Regions from separate parts of the Homo sapiens genome. Here region 1 is linked to region 2. The links are chromatin loops, found by intact Hi-C in ENCODE. Cell type or tissue: psoas muscle. All regions are shown on one strand. Links, peaks and the distances in the headings refer to the core of each region. The heading gives the core; the rest is flanking DNA.

Region 1 (8,332 bases), core at 119-8,118, 550 kb before region 2:
GACAAATGAGGCATTACTATGCCACAGCCTGAAAACTGTCTAGCAGTTACCTTAGGCAAGTTAATCTATTTTCAAACAGGAAGAGCCTTCCCCACCTCATAGACTAACTGTAATGTCTGTGTGAAGGCATCTGCTCACATATAAAATAAGTAAGCTTCCTTTGAACTCAACACAGAAAATTTTAACGGACTCAAATTGGTTTACCAATATCTTTCAAGAGGAATTTCAATTGAATTGTTCATAATTTATACTTTTTTATATAGAAAACATTTTTAACTAGTGAAAACAAAGGACACATTCAAAATCAGGTAGAAATCATGTTTCCTTTTAATTGAATACTTAATTCACAACGTTTCCTCTCTTGCTGCTACTCTGGTAATAATTAGGTCCCCACCTCTCAAGAACATTGCACCTGACTAGACTGAGAGCCAGTGTGAACATGGGCCCCAAACCAGGGCTTTCGGAATAACAAGGAACAGCCAAGCCAGCCTCTCCCTTCACTTAGAAAGGGATTATGAATGGAAGGGTCCAAATCTTCATCATCCAAACACAGAAAACCAGGAGCTCAACACCTACATGGAAACCAAAATGTATCAGGAATAAAGTACAGTACCCCTTCACATACTCAAGGTCAAGATGGGTTTGCAGAAATCATATCTGACCATCTGGCCTCTGCTAGTAGATATGGCCCCATCCCAGCATTTTTAAGAGATGTTTTTGTTGTATTATTTCCCCAAGGGGTATAAAATCTACCAAAAGGAATATAATGAATCAGAATAAATCAGCTCACTCACAAGAAACGTTCTTGGGTAATGGTTTTTAGTTGCTGAGCTTATTCAGCACATTATTTAAAAGTGGCAAAATTCAGGGCAATCTGAGAATTCAAAAGTGGCGGCCACAGGTTTGGGTAGGACACACATACATACAACCCCCATTTTTTTCAGTGTATATGTCAAGATGTCAAGACCTCAAGACCTCTGATCATCAAAATAAGTTATTTTGTATATTATAATGCACAGGACAACAGAAGGAAACTTTCTTGGAAGGTGATGACAAGGCCTTTTGCAAAAGGTCCACTCCAAAAGGACTGGTGCCCAGTGCCTTGTGGCCTTCATTAACTTGATCCCTCCTCTTCTTTGGTTGCAGTGGCCTCAATGGGAGCTGTTTCTTCTGCTTGTTCTGCTGGCTTCTTCTCTCTTTCCTCTTCCTCATCCTCATCCTCTTGGGGATAGAGGTCTGGGTATTTCTGCATGCATTCCTGCATGGCCCGGAACTGGTCTACACAGTCTGACCCCTTGATCTCCTCCGTGCTATAGTGGAAGCAGGAAAAGGCTGACTTAAACTGTTCTCCACAGGGACCGCTGGCCATTCCCCCAAGGCATGGGCAGTTCCAGTTAATGTTTCCATTTGGCAGTATCAATCCTAGAACAGGAAGATAGAGAGATGTTCTCTAAAGTTTCAGAAAATACAAAACTAGTCCAGTCCTCACAGGCTACTGAGGGGGTGCAGAACAGGAACTATTGTTGCCTATGGACCCACACCTCGATTTGGATTAGGTTTAAAGCCTAGCACATATCCAGCATTCCTTGGCCCACCTGGGAGAGAAGCCACCAATGACATATTTCTCCACGTGTGACACTAATTTATTCTAAGCCACCTCTCAGTGCTCTGAGGCTGTGCTCCAAGAATTAAATACCGGGACCCATTTAGCCCAAAGAAGAGGAGATCACTTGGATGGTTAGTGAGGAGCTTTTTGAAAGCCCAAACACTTTAAGGAACTGAGGTATTGATCTCCTCTTTCCAATCCCCCTCCCCATATGGATGATCAGGACCACCCCACCCCCATGCTCCCTGCCCCCCTGAGCCCCTCTTGCCCTGCAGCTGCTCTCAGAAGCTCAGCATAGCCTGGGGACTGGTGAAAAGGAGGAGGTTGCTCCTTATGTACTGACGAAGAAAGATGTCCAAGACATGCTGCACAATGAGAAGCTGGTGGCATACCATTAGTGCGAGTGCATTCTTGTAAAAATCAACCAAACCTGTTAAACTGCACATATGTGTTGGGCAGGAAGCAAGGTTATAGATGGGTTTTCATTTTCACTATATTAATAGGCTTCTTACTTTTGACTTTTATACCTTTTCTTATCATTGAACTTTATTCACATCTAAATAGTATTTCTTGGTTTTCCAAAATGCTCTCAAAACGATGGCTTCATTTTCAGCTTTGTGAAGACATGATTCATACAGAAGTTTCTTACATGATTCTTATTAAGAGACTGAAAGTACTTTCTAAGAGAGCCTCTAAAAGGTCCTGTGAAATTACACATGATTCTTCACTCCAGGGCAGTACCCAAGCCTGGCACTCTGCACTAACGTCCAAAGTCCTAGGCGAAACCCCGCCTGCCTTCAATTCCAGCTTGGGAAGCTCCACTGATCAATGGATCTGCTGTAGCTATTCCTGTTCCTTACTTGTAAAATGGGGACAGCAAGGACGATGCCAACTAGTGCTGCCCCCTTAGCAGGCGCAGACCCCCAGGACCATCAGCAGTTGCAGATCAAGTTCTCCTGCATTAAGCTACGTTTGGTAACTCACATAAGCCTTCTGACAACCTTCTGCAGTGGGTGCTACTAACCCCAGTTTACTCATGCAGTCTCTGGGGTTCATGGTCCAAGTGAGGACTGCAGACTGGGCTGACAGGATTCCCAGAGTCCATGCCCCTTCCCCTACATCTCACCACTTCTTGAAATGGACCTCAGTGCTGGAGAAACATTTGCAAATGCTGCCCCCTGGAGCTTCAAATCTGCTCACAAACCTGCACAACCAGTTTCCAAAAGAGGTAATACTGACATTTAAAAATTACAACCCAGTACAAATTGACCAGGTGGTTGATTAAAAAAAATCATAACAAAAAATGTATAACCTAGGTCTCCAGGAGTCCTTGTTTCATTGTTTCTTAGGGGCAGGTAAGCTGGAATGAGATACCTCCTCACAAAGCACATGGTGCCAATTTGCATTTCAGGGACACAATATAAATCCACACAGAGGGTACCTTTGGCATGTTACATAAAGCTCAGATGCAGTGTGTTGTCAAACATGCAGTCTAAGGCCTGAAGTTCCAGTCTCTGGCTGAGTCAGTCTCCGCCCCCGCCCAGGCCCCCAGTTTTCTCATTGGATCAGATGATCTTTAAGGCCCTCTTGATGTTTTGATTCTAGGAAAATTAATTCTGCCACCTTTTTTCTTGGTACTCTTAGCTATTCCAAGCACCATCTCAGCTGCAGAGCTGGATGCTGGAAGGCAGGTAGATGGCATAAAATGGTGGCTTACTTGGTCCACTTACTAATTTTGCAGTTTAAGAGCTTGAAACTTGGGTCCCAGAGTTCTTTGCGTTTTATAGGCTTCTTTTTACAAAGTATTCACTATAAGGGGCTGTAAAGCCAAATGCATCATATGGTATACCTACTATCCAAGCAGATACATTGCAAGTGACAGAAGCAGGTAAAAAAAAACAACAGGGACAGGAAAGAATGGTGGGATCTGGAGGGGGCAGACCAGTCTAAAGGCAGATACGTACTGCTTTTAATAACACTGTGAGGCAAACAAAACAAGGCCCGATTTGTCCTGCAGGCCTCCACAGTCTTGATCAATTAATGAAATGTGCTTAATATGGATCTAAAGATAAGCAAGGTACTAGAATTGACATGTAAGCCCTGATCAAGATTACCCTTGCAGCTGTCTTTCTCAGAATGCTAACACTTTGTATAACGTCTGCATTTCCCACTGCTCCCACTGGGTGCTGGATATGTATTTTATGCTTTAACCCCTAGGAGCAGTCAGGGCAACAAGTGAAGGGTCCTACAAGGAATATACACACATCAGTTAGCATTTGAGAAATTCCAATCAGGAGCCCATATTCTCGAGGCGGCTGCTTCAAGCTCTTCAATTACCAGTTAGCACTAGAAGATTAGTTGTCATCATGGACATCAGAAGTGGTTTTTGATTGGTGAAGTGACTACTGTACAATACGTAGATTGTTCATGGACACTGCACACACACATCCACCTCACACGGTCTGCAGTAGTAAGTATCTAGTGAGTTTAGCAGCCCAAATCCTTTGGAACAATGTCCTAGGCCTAAGCGACCACTGTTATATTCAGCCATTAACCAAGGAGTGAGCAACAGCTCTGACTAGGTTAGCTGACTCCTGCTGCTAGAAAGCTGTCTGTGGCAAGTGACCTTTTCATGTAAGGTGCTTGCTGGAGCAGTTAGAGACAGCAGGGACTTCACCAACCTTACAGAACAAGGTGAATGACTGTCTACTTGCTAATAAAGTTGGTAGATGTGGCAGAATTCAGTCTGGCAACTTGTCTGAGCAAAAGCCCTGTCACCTTAACCTACCTATAACTGCTGGAATCTACTAATACCCTCTCCCAAAACTTAGCTGTTGTGCCAGGGAAGTACATCAGAACAAGGCTGGAAAGCACAGTCCCTCAAACCTCTGAGGAAGATAAACCACTGCCCTCAGAGATGGTCTATGGCTGAGAATAGATACCTGAAAACTTGGCCTTGGCTAGGAAAACATGGGAAAGGAATTAAGAACACTGAGCTTCTCCCCAGTGCCCTGGTGTGGGTCCCTGGGAGGCCACATGTCACTCACCATGCTCCTCGTATGGATCGTTGGGGTCATCAGCCACCAATTCTGCACTGCTTGGAGTTTCATGATCTTCTTTGGTTACAAATATGATTCGATCCTTCCCTAGTGTTTGGAGAACAGAGGAAGAAATATTTCATTCAAGAGCAGTGAATCAGCTTTAAACCCAAAGCAGCCGCCACACAAACCAAGTTTGAAGACTCTCCCATATGCCATCCCTATGTGAGGTGACTATCAAACTGCTCTCATATGCTAGGGGTAGCAAACAAAAGCGGATGGATAAGGGGCAGGGCAGGAAAAGAAGCACTGAAGAAAAAGAGTGTCCTGGGGTTGACCCACAGGGTTCAGAATGCATAAAAGTTGAAGGAAGACTGAGCACATTGGCAAAGTGAGTGTGCAGTGATGTGGGTCCTCAGCCTACAGATCACTGCAGCCCACATAGCTGATGCGGCCACAGGCCCCTGCCTCTGAAAGGCTGAGGACACAGGTGGTCTGAGAGGGACCACAGCCAGCACCCCCACTAGGCCTCTGGGCTCCTAATCGTGGCCGGAAGAAGGAAGGGTCATAAGGTGAGGAACACTGCAGCCGTTCCACTCCCCACAGTCCAAGAGGCCGGGGGACCATTTCCCAACAAGTATAATAACTGGAGGGGGGCAGTGGGAGGAGCACTTCTCAGATCTTTTTAACTGTGACCATCTGCAGTTTATTTTTTTAGGACAAACCCAACAGTGGTTAGGGTCAGGACTGTGGTCCTGTGAGGACCAGCATGGGAAAGCCAGCAGGCCTAAAGTGCAGAGCACCTTGTTCACAACCAGAGCCCTCACCCTGGGGCCTGGCTGCCGGAAGGTCTGAGGGCTCCAGGAAAACAGACCAGTGAGAGTCAAATGCATTTTATATTAGGAGCTTCTCCTCACTGGAGGCTGGGTGAGCACAGAAAAGCACATCAGTCCTGGCCAAACCAGGGTGGGTGCATTCACTGCCTTAGAGTGACCCCCTATGAAGTATTATCACCCTCAGCCCCCATGGAGTACAACAGAAAACCAAGGCTGAGTTAAGCAGAAGGGAGGTCCTTACAGCCCTCTCTGCTACACCTTGTAGCTGTCAACACTTTACCTCACCTCCCTAAAAACTTTGGCCATCAGCTAACCACACCACAGGTATGTGTCAGATATTCCCATTGTGGGCAAGGAGCACCTTGTCCTCAGTACCCCACACTGCACGGTGGGTCATCAGTTTCTCCAGCTGTCCCCAGAGAACAGACAGAGCCAGTCCATCTTTTGGTCCTCCGTGTGAGCTCATTCCTCCATCCTATCGCCACCCTGAGAGGGAGGTAGCAGCATCCCCTTTTAATGGTGGTGAGCCTGAGGCTGTGAGTAGTAACTTGCTGGGCCACACAGGACAGGATGCTCTGAAGTCTACACTGTTGGAGATCCTTTCTACACACCCATACTGCCCCGCACCAACATTTGCACAAGAATAATCGACAGCTGACACTGAGCACTTAGCATGACTGGGCACTGCCTGAGAGCTTGTGCACCTTGGGCAATGAATAAATACAATAAATTCTGACCCAACCTCGGCCCCAAAAAGCTTAGAACCAAGTGAAATGTTTGCCAAGTAAACAAACAAGATCTTTCTTGTACTTTCCTGGTGAAGGTGAATGACAAATTCTACAGACCAACTGACCATGCATTCTGATCCTAGAAGATCTGGGGTACTGGGACCCTCATCTGGAAGGGGATAGGAGGTGCCAAGCATTTAAGAAGACTTCTTCAGGTATGGCCAAAAGTGCCTGGCAGAGAGCCACAGTGCATGGCTCTGAGTGAGTGGCCACTGTGGGCGCAGAGGCCGGACCTGCAGAAACGTGGCCCTGTGAAAGCTGCGGGCATCTCTGATCACTTTATACTTTTTGTTTATATTTAGAAAAGTTCAGTCACAGCTATGCTGAGGGGAAAGCAAGGAAAAAGGTTTGGGCCCATGCTTGGGCTGAAGTAATTAAGGAAGAGGCTTCTGGAAGGAAGGGGGCAGTGACAACAAAAACCGAGCGACATCTCCAGTGAGAAGGACAGTTCAGGGGACAGAGGGAGGGCACTTTGGTGCCTTACGCCATGCCCACACTGCACAGGGTCTCTTACACTAGAACAGAGTAACAACAAAAAACCCTCAGCACACGGGGCCAGGACCCCCAACCCACTGGAGGCTTTTGCTCCCAGAGCTGGCCTCTGCCTCAATACCTTGCATGTCATCCAACAGAAGGCTGCTTTTCCCCTGTGGCTGACTGGGGAAAGCTTTTGGACCAGGCAGCCAGGACTTGTTAAAGTACCTAGTAACCTTGATTCTACTATTCTGGCCAGTTTCCAAAATACTCAAAAGCAATCTGTAAAAATGTTGAACGCTAAGCAGAATGAGCTGATGCAAATTTCGCAACTCAGCTCTGGCAGTTTTGTTTACCGAGATGGCAGCTCAGCGCAGCCCAACGGGGAGGCCCAGTCACAGGCACAGAAAGCAAAGGGTCCAAACGTGGTAAAGTATGAGGCCCTCCTGGGGTTTGCCATACATAGAGAGACCAGGCCTCACCCAAGAAAAGCTGAATCGAGCTCTCTGCCATGTCCATGTAGCTCACGGGCTTCACAGGTGACTGTGATACACAGCCAGGTTAGGAAACACCAGCCTAGCACAATCCCACTGAGAATTCCAGGTCCCTCCCACTGGGCCAGGTCCTCACATGTGCCTTCCTGGACATTTTCCCTTGCAGCACAGTTCACACTGGATCGAAAGTAGAACAGTAACAGCTGTATCTTTTACACATTTTTGTCCCATGCAATGTGTTTTATTACATCTGTGAGTTCACTGGTGGGTATTACTTTATCTCCATTTTACAGAGACCACAGGATCTGAGAAACAGACCAAAAGACATGCAGTAAATGAAGGCAGAACAGGAACAGGAACTCTGGTCTGAAAGATCTGGAGTATGTCCCCTACAAACTGTCCATTGTATGCCTGTCCTAGAGGGCCTTTGCTTTCTGGAACTTTTAAAAGTCGATTCAAGGACTGATGCAAGGACAAGGCTTACCTATTCCTAACAGACCTAACTGTGAAAGAAAGGACTGGTCAGACTAGTCGTAAGATGCCAACTAGTGGGACAATCAGCTAGACTAGTAGTTCTCATGACATTTGTCAGCAATTTCTCTAGAGAAATAAAATTTAAAAGTGCTTGTGTTTTTATTTCTAAGATAAGCTTTAAAAGCAGTTGAATATGCATGTTCTGAAGGAGGTGGAAAACTACCTTAAACCCTCTGGTGCACAGTGGCTTCAATATTTCAATATCACAGAGAGTCTGAGAACTGGAGTTCAAATCTGGGCTTAAGCACTTCCCACTGTATGAGCTCAGGTACCATCTGGGCCTCAGAAACCAGGCCTTACCACCAGCTCCACCTACCTACCTCACGTGGTTGGGGAGGTGAAATGAGTTTCTGCTGTCAGCTGGAATCCCACTTGACAGCAATTTTTAAAGGGCATCAAGGATAGCATGGCCAGGAAAAGAGACAATCACAGGCTCAGAGATGTCAATAATGTTTTGGAAATGGGAGAGCTGATGGTCGAGTGCTCTCTGACTTAACCAGTGAAGAAAGCTGAACTCAAAGTGCACAAGGAGGAGGTCATCCAGAATCAACTCAGTCCCCAC
Region 2 (8,267 bases), core at 1-8,000:
GAGGGAGAGATCCCTCCTCCCCAAGACCCCAGTGAAGAATGGTTGGTAACATCATGGATTAGCTCAGAGGAACATCCTCAGACTTGCGCTGACATTTTGGGAGTGATTTTGTTGGGTTGTTATCGAGCCATTTCTCTTTATTCTTCCTGGGTGTTCTTTTGAGACTTCCCTTTAAGTTAGGTTGGATTAGGTTATTATAGTTGTAAAAACAGTAGCTCAAATGAAGACATAATTACAATAATTACAATAATTACATATAATTACAAATACTGACTGGGCTTCTGCTGTGTGCCCAGCTCTGTGCCAGGCCGAAGGAAACCCAGTGCCTGGCAGACTTGGCTTGCCTGGCTCACTAACATGAAACAGTGAGGGCAGAGCGCCTTCCTTTTGTACCTGTGCTGCTGCCTTACCCGTGTTCTTGTTCTGACATGGTGGAGAGCTGTCATCTAGGAGAAGGAAGCCGGCAGAGGTGGCACAGTGTGTTTTACTCCGCCTGTGACATTGTTTGGCACTGTGGTGTGGACTCGTGGGCCTTGGATGGTTCCATCTGCACCTTTTACTGGCTGTATGATCTTAATCAGGTTCCTTAGTCTTTGAGGCTCAGGATCTTCCATTATAAAATAGAGATTATAATGCCTCATTCCCATGGCCCTTTGCTTTAACACCCCCCCGCCCCCCTTCAAGAAGTAAGTGTTCCAGGCTACACAAGAAAGTGCAGCCTGTGGAGTATAAGCAGGCATTTTGTAAACTTTTATTATTGTCATTTTCCTGAATTTTGCCTATATGTAGATGAATGATAGAAGAACCAAACTCGTCTTTTCCTTAAAGAGACTTTGTATCAATAAGTAGAGAGACCAGAATGGGAATTCTGTTACAATGATTTTTTTCTACCTAAGATATTATTGTTTGGAAACTGTTCAGCAGTGCTTGAAATTGCTGAGAGCTGTACTGATGCTCTGACAATTTCCTGGGAACCCATCCTCTTGCCTTTGGGATTCTTCTTATCCTCCTTTCAAGGCTCAAATGTCCTCCTTGTGGTGGGCATTTGTTAGGAACTGCTCAGGACTCTTTGTAGCAGGCGTTCATCTTTTGTCAGCCTTTGGCCTTGTGGGCAGTCATTGATGAGCTGAAGAGAGCAGTCCCAGCTACTGTGGATGGCAGAGAAACTGCATCTTCATTCTACTGAGGGTGTCCATGTTGGTTTAGAAATAACATTCTCATTGGGATAAAACAGGTATCTTTTTACCTACTGTCTTAAAAACTTAGATCTAAATAGTTTGATACCATTTGGAACAGGTGTCAGCCTGCAAGCTATAAGAAACCAAAAGAGAAGAACATGCAGTCTCTTCTTTTGGTGTCTTTCTTCATCATTTCTTTCTTTCTTTTTTATTTATTTGTTTTTGAGGCAGGGTCTCCACACTCCGTCACCCAGGTGGGAGTGCAGTGGCATGATCATGGCTCATCACAGCCTCGACCTCCTGGGCTGAAGCAATCCTCCTGCCTCAGTTTTTAATTTTTTTTGTAGAAACAAGGTCTCACTATGTTGCCTAGGCTCTTCTTGAACTCCTGGGCTTGAGCAATCCTCCTGCCTGGGCCTCCCAAAGTGCTGGTATTACAGGCGTGAGCCACCACGCCTGGCCTATCATTTCTAATGTCTAAGTGATTGCTCCCTCATCTGAAGTCAGGTAGCACTTAATATACTTCCTGCTCTTCGGGTATTACCTTTTATTTATTACTGACACATACTAGGCCTCATTATCAGAAAAAGATTTTAGCAAACTTTTGGTAGTCTTTACGTACCCAGTGTTGTTAATAAGCGTTTCATGGGTGTGTGCCTTAACTTCCCTAGACCCTTGGAAGATGGCATGGCTGTTAGCCCTCTTGTATTACTCTCCTTGCCTGGGGAAAGCTTTGTTTGCCTGCAGGGGTTGCTCAGTGGGTGATTGCTGATTAGATGGAGCCGTGGCTGACTACTGTCTTGCCTCTTCTATTTAATGAGATCTGTATGTTTTGGAGGCCTTCTCCAGAAACAGAATGGTCTATGATTGCTTTTCATAGCAGAAATCTCATCTCCTTTGAAAGGTCTAATGTCTTTTTAAAAATTTTTGCTTATTAATGCCTGTGTGATTACAAGCAATTTGCTAGTGATTTGAAGAGTTTGGAGGGCAATTGAAGGTGTCACATGCCACCATATGGTGAAGGAAGACGCTCTGCAAGCAGTTCTGACACATTTTTTTGTTTTTAAATTAAGCTCCAGAATTGTAATTGCTTGTAAAATCCTTTTGATAGTTAAATTCCAGGTGGTAGAAAATCTTTCCGTAAAGATACTGTAAATAATTACACAGACCATCTGGCTAGATGGTTTTCTTCCCCCATCCATTTGGGGGGAAAAAAAGGAAGAAAGAAACTGCTTGCTGCAGTTGGAGGTTTTATTTCTTGTGATAATCAGCTTCAGTACTAGAGTAAACACTCAGTTTTTAAATCACAACTAACAATTGAAATCAGCATTGCTTGAGAGGAAAAAAAATTGCTAACAAAAGCAAAGCCACATACCTGCCAAATCTGACCTTGAATTGGTCTGCCAGCTAGTACTTATTGGACCTTACTGTGTATTCGGTACCCTGCTAAAGGCTCTAGGAGGTTCTCTGCCCATAATTTAAAAAGTAAAATATCTGTTGCGTCATAATACAAATGAGATGTTTTTCATGAACATCTGTCCGTATTTTCCATTGTAGGAAGTCAGAATATTTCACTTTGCCTTGCTATCTGCCTGGCTTAGCTGTCTGACCACTGTCTAGTTTGAGCAAAGATGAGGAGAGAGGTATGGTGTTTGGCTTCCTCCTAATTAAGAAGAGTCCAACTCTGAAAAATACTGTGCATTTCTTACATTAAGAGTTTGCTAATACATTGGGTAGAATTATACCAATTAGAGGAAATAAGAGAAAGAATAAAAAGTCAGACTTGAAGACTGTGAGGAAATGAGCAAGTTGAGAATCTCAGGCACAAGGCAAAGTTATTAAGATACTGATAAAATGTCTGGAATTGTCTCAACTAGGTTAAAGTAAGTTCGTAGATGCTGCAGCAAAATTCCGTGTGGGTGATTTATCTGTGAGATCAAAGGCATAAATGATCAAAATTATTGTTAACAGTTTCTAAAACTAATATTTAATAAGGGGCACAATGAGCTTATTGTGTGTCAGCTTTAAAAAGCATATTCCTATCAGTGGTAGTGGTCTCTGAGGTTGGGGGCTCTTCTTGGTAGTGAGGCCTATCTTCCCCCTTCACTGTTCACCTACTCCCTGACTTAGGGGCTTGTACATGTGTACAAGTCCTTCTTCACATCTTTTTGCTTTCATTTCAGGGTGGATTACGTGGACTCTTTGGGGCGTTCCCGGCGCTGTATGAGAAAGGATTTGCCAGATCTGCTGGAGATGGATAAAAATCTTCAGGGGAGACTGTAAGTGTGTGTGGTATACAGAGCTCTGCCAAGGTCTGAAATGCAGCCACAGGGATTGTTTTGTGAGGGGAGGCTGTTTTATAATTAATGATCTCTGTTGCTCCAGTAAGGAGATATTGATTGATTGATTGATTGATTGAAGCACTTTTTAGTGGTTAGCATGCACATACACACATAATCCACACTTGGGGAACAACCTGACTGGTGGATGAGTAGAGCTGTCTCTTTTACTTGGAAGGATGTCTGACAACAGAGTAACAGAATAAACCCAAACGAAACCAGCAAACCAGGCTTTGTGGAGACAAGTGGTTTGAGAATATACACTTGATTATCCCACAAACAAGTGGCTCTAGGGAGAGAACTTACTCACTTTTTCTTTATGTATCATTGCATTTTTGAAGTAAGGGCCTTATAACTAGATTTTTCAGCAGGGCCTAAGACCTAAGACATAACTCTAAAACGTAAGACCTAAGAGATAACTCTGAAACATCCAGGGGAATAAATTCCTCTTACCATAGGAACTTTTATGTGAAAAGTGTTGGGAGAAACTCCACCTTGTCCAAGTCCTGCAGGTTCAGGCATCCAGCACATAGCCTTTGGCTTGGCATAAGAAAGGGAGAATGGAGGCTGGGCGCGGTGGCTCACGCCTGTAATCCCAGCACTTTGGGAGGCCGAGGCGGGCGGATCACAAGGTTAGGAGTTCGAGATCATCCTGGCTAGCACAGTAAAACCCCGTCTCTACTGAAAATACAAAAAAAAAAAAAATTAGCCAGGTGTGGTTGCGGCCGCCTGTAGTCCCAGCTACTCAGGAGGCTGAGGCAGGAGAATGGCGTGAACCCAGGAGGCAGAGCCTGCAGTGAGCCAAGATGACGCCACTGCACTCCAGTCTGGGCTACAGAGCGAGACTCCGTCTCAAAAAAAAAAAAAAAAAAAAAAAGAAAGAAAGGGAGAATGGAAACCTTTGAGCCTCTCAGGGCCCAGCCATCTGCAAGGACAGGAGACACCACTCAGGCCACAGTGCTAAGCAGTTTTCATGTCCCCAGATGAGAGACCATCCACAGGAGGAGACCCAGAGTTCCTCCTCCCTGCCTGGGCCACCTCCCATCTGGTCAGCCCAGGACCTGGGTGGAAGGAAAGTTTTTTGTCTTGAGTGCTCAGGCAAGATTCCGTCAGGCTAAGGTAACAAGTCTGGTGCTTGAGTAAGAAGGGTGAAGGCTGGCCGGGCGCAGTGGCTCATGCCTGTAATCCCAGCACTTTGGGAGGCCAAGGCAGGCGGATCTCCTGAGATCAGGAGTTCAAAACCAGCCTAGCCAACATGGTGAAACCCTGTCTCTACTAAAAATACAAAAATTAGCCAGATGTGGTGGTGGGTGCCTGTAATCCCAGCTACTCGGGAGGCTGAGGCAGGAGAATCTCTTTAACCTGGGAAGCCGAGGTTGCAGTGAGCCGAGATCGTGCCACTGCACTCCAGCCTGGGCGACAGAGCAAGACTAGTCTCCAAAAAAAAAAAAGGCGAAGGCTGTTTTATTGATTTTCCAGCAGTCTTGTGGGTCAGAAGCCTCTGTAGTTCCCTGTTTTCTTTATCAAATAGTGTTACTTATGCATGATGCAACTGACTGTACTTAAACACTGATATCTCAATCCTTATCTGAAGATAGTTTTTGCTCTGTTTTCCTGCTAGTTTTATTAGTCCTGCTAATGAAAAAACCCTATTATCTGAAGATATGAGAAAAGAACTTCAGCGCCAGCAATGGGAGGAAGAAGAAAGAGAGGCCCTGAAGAGGCCCATGGGGCCCGTACATTATGAAGACATTCGGGAAAATGGTATGACTATTTTCTTGCAGCTTTGCAAATCTTATTTTTAACCTTAAACTGATGGCAAACATAAAGGGAAGTATTCATAAAGCAATAGCTTTTACATGGAAATTAAAGATCCTGCTTTGGAAATAGAAAATATCTCCTTTGTTCACTTCATAGCCTTAAAATACTCACATTTGGGAATATCTTCCTGACAGAGGGTCTGGTAATCCAAGGGATTGTTCCCTGAGAGAAGTGGAGACAGCCCATGGCTGAAAGCAAACGAACCCTTGTTATGCTTCCCTTGGCAAACAGGACGAAAACTTGGTCTAACTTTTGTGTTTCTTTGGTTTTTTGTTTCTTCGCTTAGCTGTTTTCTTTTTCTTTTTAAAACTTGTGCCAAATATCACTGTGTTTCTTTTTGCTTTGGTAGGAAATGTGGCTTGAGTGTAGTTGAATGATCAGGACAGTCTGATCTTTTGGGTAATTCATACTTCTTTCAGAGGCCCGGCAACTTGGTGTTGGGTATTTTGCCTTTGCCCGAGACAAAGAGTTGAGAAACAAGCAGATGAAAACCTTAGAGATGCTGCGTGAACAGGTACAGATAAATCCCAAGTGACTGTGAGGAAAGATGTGAGCGCTTGGTTTCTTGCTGGACCATACTGCAGAAAAATCTAGTAAATTAGTTAGAAATTAAAATTGATATTCAGAATTGCATAAAGGTAGTTGCCATACTATTTTTGTGTTTCAAATTTTATAACTGCTCACAAGTAACCTGTGTAACTTTGATGTTTTAAATCTGGTCCCAAATGTGGTACTTTTGGGGTGGCTTGGATGGGAAAATAGAAAGTTACTTAAAGGATTAAGGTGTAGGACGGAATGGGTTGGTTTTCTTGAGTGTTAAGGCTTGCAAGATGCTCTGTGAACTCTTATGAAACTTTGTAAGACATCAGAGGGTTCATAGGAGAGTACTTCATAGGGCTTCATTGTGAGGATCTCAAGGACAGCTTCTTAGAGGTGGCCTGAAGATCAATTAACTAGTCTATTTTTAGAAGAAAATTTCATCTTTTTGGACAGGAATATTGCAAATTTGGCTTCAAGCAAATAATTTTCTGATTTTCTGTTCAGACAACAGATCAGAGAACAAAACGAGAAAACATAAAGGAAAAGCGAAAGGCTATCTTAGAGGCAAGACTTGCCAAACTTCGACAAAAAAAGATGAAAAAATCAAAAGAAGGTGGAACAGAAGAAGAAAATAGAGGTATATCATGGCTATGTTGCTGAACTTCAAAAGGGAAAATTTTATTTCCATTGATGTCTTGCTAATAGGGCTGGCAATGTGAAAATTAGCCATTTAGTTTTATATTTAAGCAAACAGTATACCTTTGAGGTACTGGCAGGAGCAATTTTTATAACCAAAGTGATGCAGAATGACATTCAATATTTTTAGGCTATAGATGAGGATATGAAGCAACAATACATTGTGTTGCATCTTAGAATGGCATAGTCTTGTAATTGAGACTTAGTAAAGAGATATTTTAAGATAAAGTTTAGCTTTGCATATATATGTTTTAGACTTAAATTTTTTGCTATTGGTTATTTTATATATATATTTAAAGAAATTTATATTCATAAAGTTACATAGTAAAAGAATTTAGAAATATGAATATCGACAGCTTGCCAAAGCTTACCAAAGAACTGTGCTCCAGAAGTTGGTGATGTGGAACTTGGAGCACGGTTCCCCTTGGAAACACTGTTAAATGCTATGTCAGACTAGCTTATTGCATGAGTTGTGGTAGTACAGGCTAAATTGCCATCAATCTAGAGACTCCTACATAGAATGGCTCAAACAAAATAGAGATCTGTTTCTCTACTTAACAACTTGGAGGTAGGTGGGTGAGTGGGTATCCAGGGCATGTGAGTAGCTCTGCCCTAGATGGTCATCTAGTCCCAGGCTTCCTCCAGGCTTGCTGTTTCTGCCATTTCCTAGAGTATTTTTCTCTTCTGCATAGTCAAAGCTTGCTCCCCTGCTCACCTGTTCATGATCCAGCCTAGGGGTAGGCAGGGAGACTGGGAAGGGGAGCCACCTTCCTTTTTAGAGATGTGAGTGGGAAGTTACATACAGCCTATGCATTTACATCCTGCTGGCCAGAGCTCAGTCCTGTGGGCCACACCTCACTGTAGGAGAAGCTGGGAAATGGCCTCTCCAGCAAGGTGGCCACATGCTCAGCTGCAACCGGGGGGCATTCTGTTACCCAAAGGAAAAGGAGGAGTGTGGGTATGAAGGGACGTATAGCTCTCCAGCTCTCACAAAGCTTATGTGAAGCCATGGGCCATTTCCTAATGTCTGAACAAAACAGACCAGAAACATTTAGGAATTTGAAAACCATCTGTTTAGTTTCAGATAAATGCTCGCTCTATAACATGTTAAGCTGTGCAGATTGTTTCTCAAATTTTGCTCCATCTCCTGAACATCTGTCATGTCCAGAAAATGTGAAGCGCCACCACAGTGTTTTTTAAAAATCCATTTTTCTTTTACATTTTAAAAATGTGACCAAAATTGAACAGCCTACACCAGACCCCAGCTGTTCATCCCCTTGGCTCTGCTTGCTTCGCCTGAGATTGTGATGTTAGTTGAGTGATTTGGGGATTTCTGGTCCTGCAATTGCCAGTTTGGAGAAGCAGAGTGGCATAGTGAGGGGCACAGAGACTAAAATCCATCCAGCCCAGCCCAGGACTCCAGCCCGTATCACTTTCTACCTGTGTACCATTTCTGAGCTTAATTTTCCCCCTCTATAAAATGGGGATAATATGGAAGTATTGAATTTATTAGGATTGTTACAAGAATTAAATGACCTGTTGTATACAAAAGACTTAATCCACTGCCTGGGACATGTTAGGTACTTCATAAATACTGATGGTTACTTTTACTTTCAGGATTAGCATGTTCTGTATTTTTAAAAATAGCTTTAGGCTTTTTTATAACAGTGTCTTATTCTTTTACAAAAAATAG

The links. A loop is a pair of places that touch in the nucleus more often than their neighbours do. Peaks named below come from ENCODE experiments on the same cell type or tissue, not always from the same donor. Only the 100,000 strongest peaks of a DNase experiment are listed, where the experiment ranks them.
Region 1: it touches region 2 in a loop (3-fold over the local background); 14 of 110 quality-filtered maps call a loop at or near these places.

What each region holds. Positions count from the first base shown.
Region 1 is chr3:14,111,773-14,120,104 of GRCh38, forward strand. CHCHD4 (coiled-coil-helix-coiled-coil-helix domain containing 4) reads right to left here. Exons shown (of 3, transcript NM_001098502.2): 2 at 4,654-4,752; 3 at 305-1,422. The coding sequence ends at 1,115. Among named protein-coding and RNA genes, the nearest start is that of CHCHD4, 8.9 kb to the right of the region's middle. In psoas muscle, for the core only: no CTCF peak of the experiment used is centred there; no DNase peak of the experiment used is centred there.
Region 2 is chr3:14,661,667-14,669,933 of GRCh38, forward strand. CCDC174 (coiled-coil domain containing 174) reads left to right here. Exons shown (of 11, transcript NM_016474.5): 5 at 1-41; 6 at 3,362-3,457; 7 at 5,139-5,281; 8 at 5,758-5,852; 9 at 6,383-6,515. LOC124906215 (a long non-coding RNA gene) reads right to left here and starts at 4,396. Exons shown (of 3, transcript XR_007095827.1): 1 at 3,971-4,396. In psoas muscle, for the core only: no CTCF peak of the experiment used is centred there; no DNase peak of the experiment used is centred there.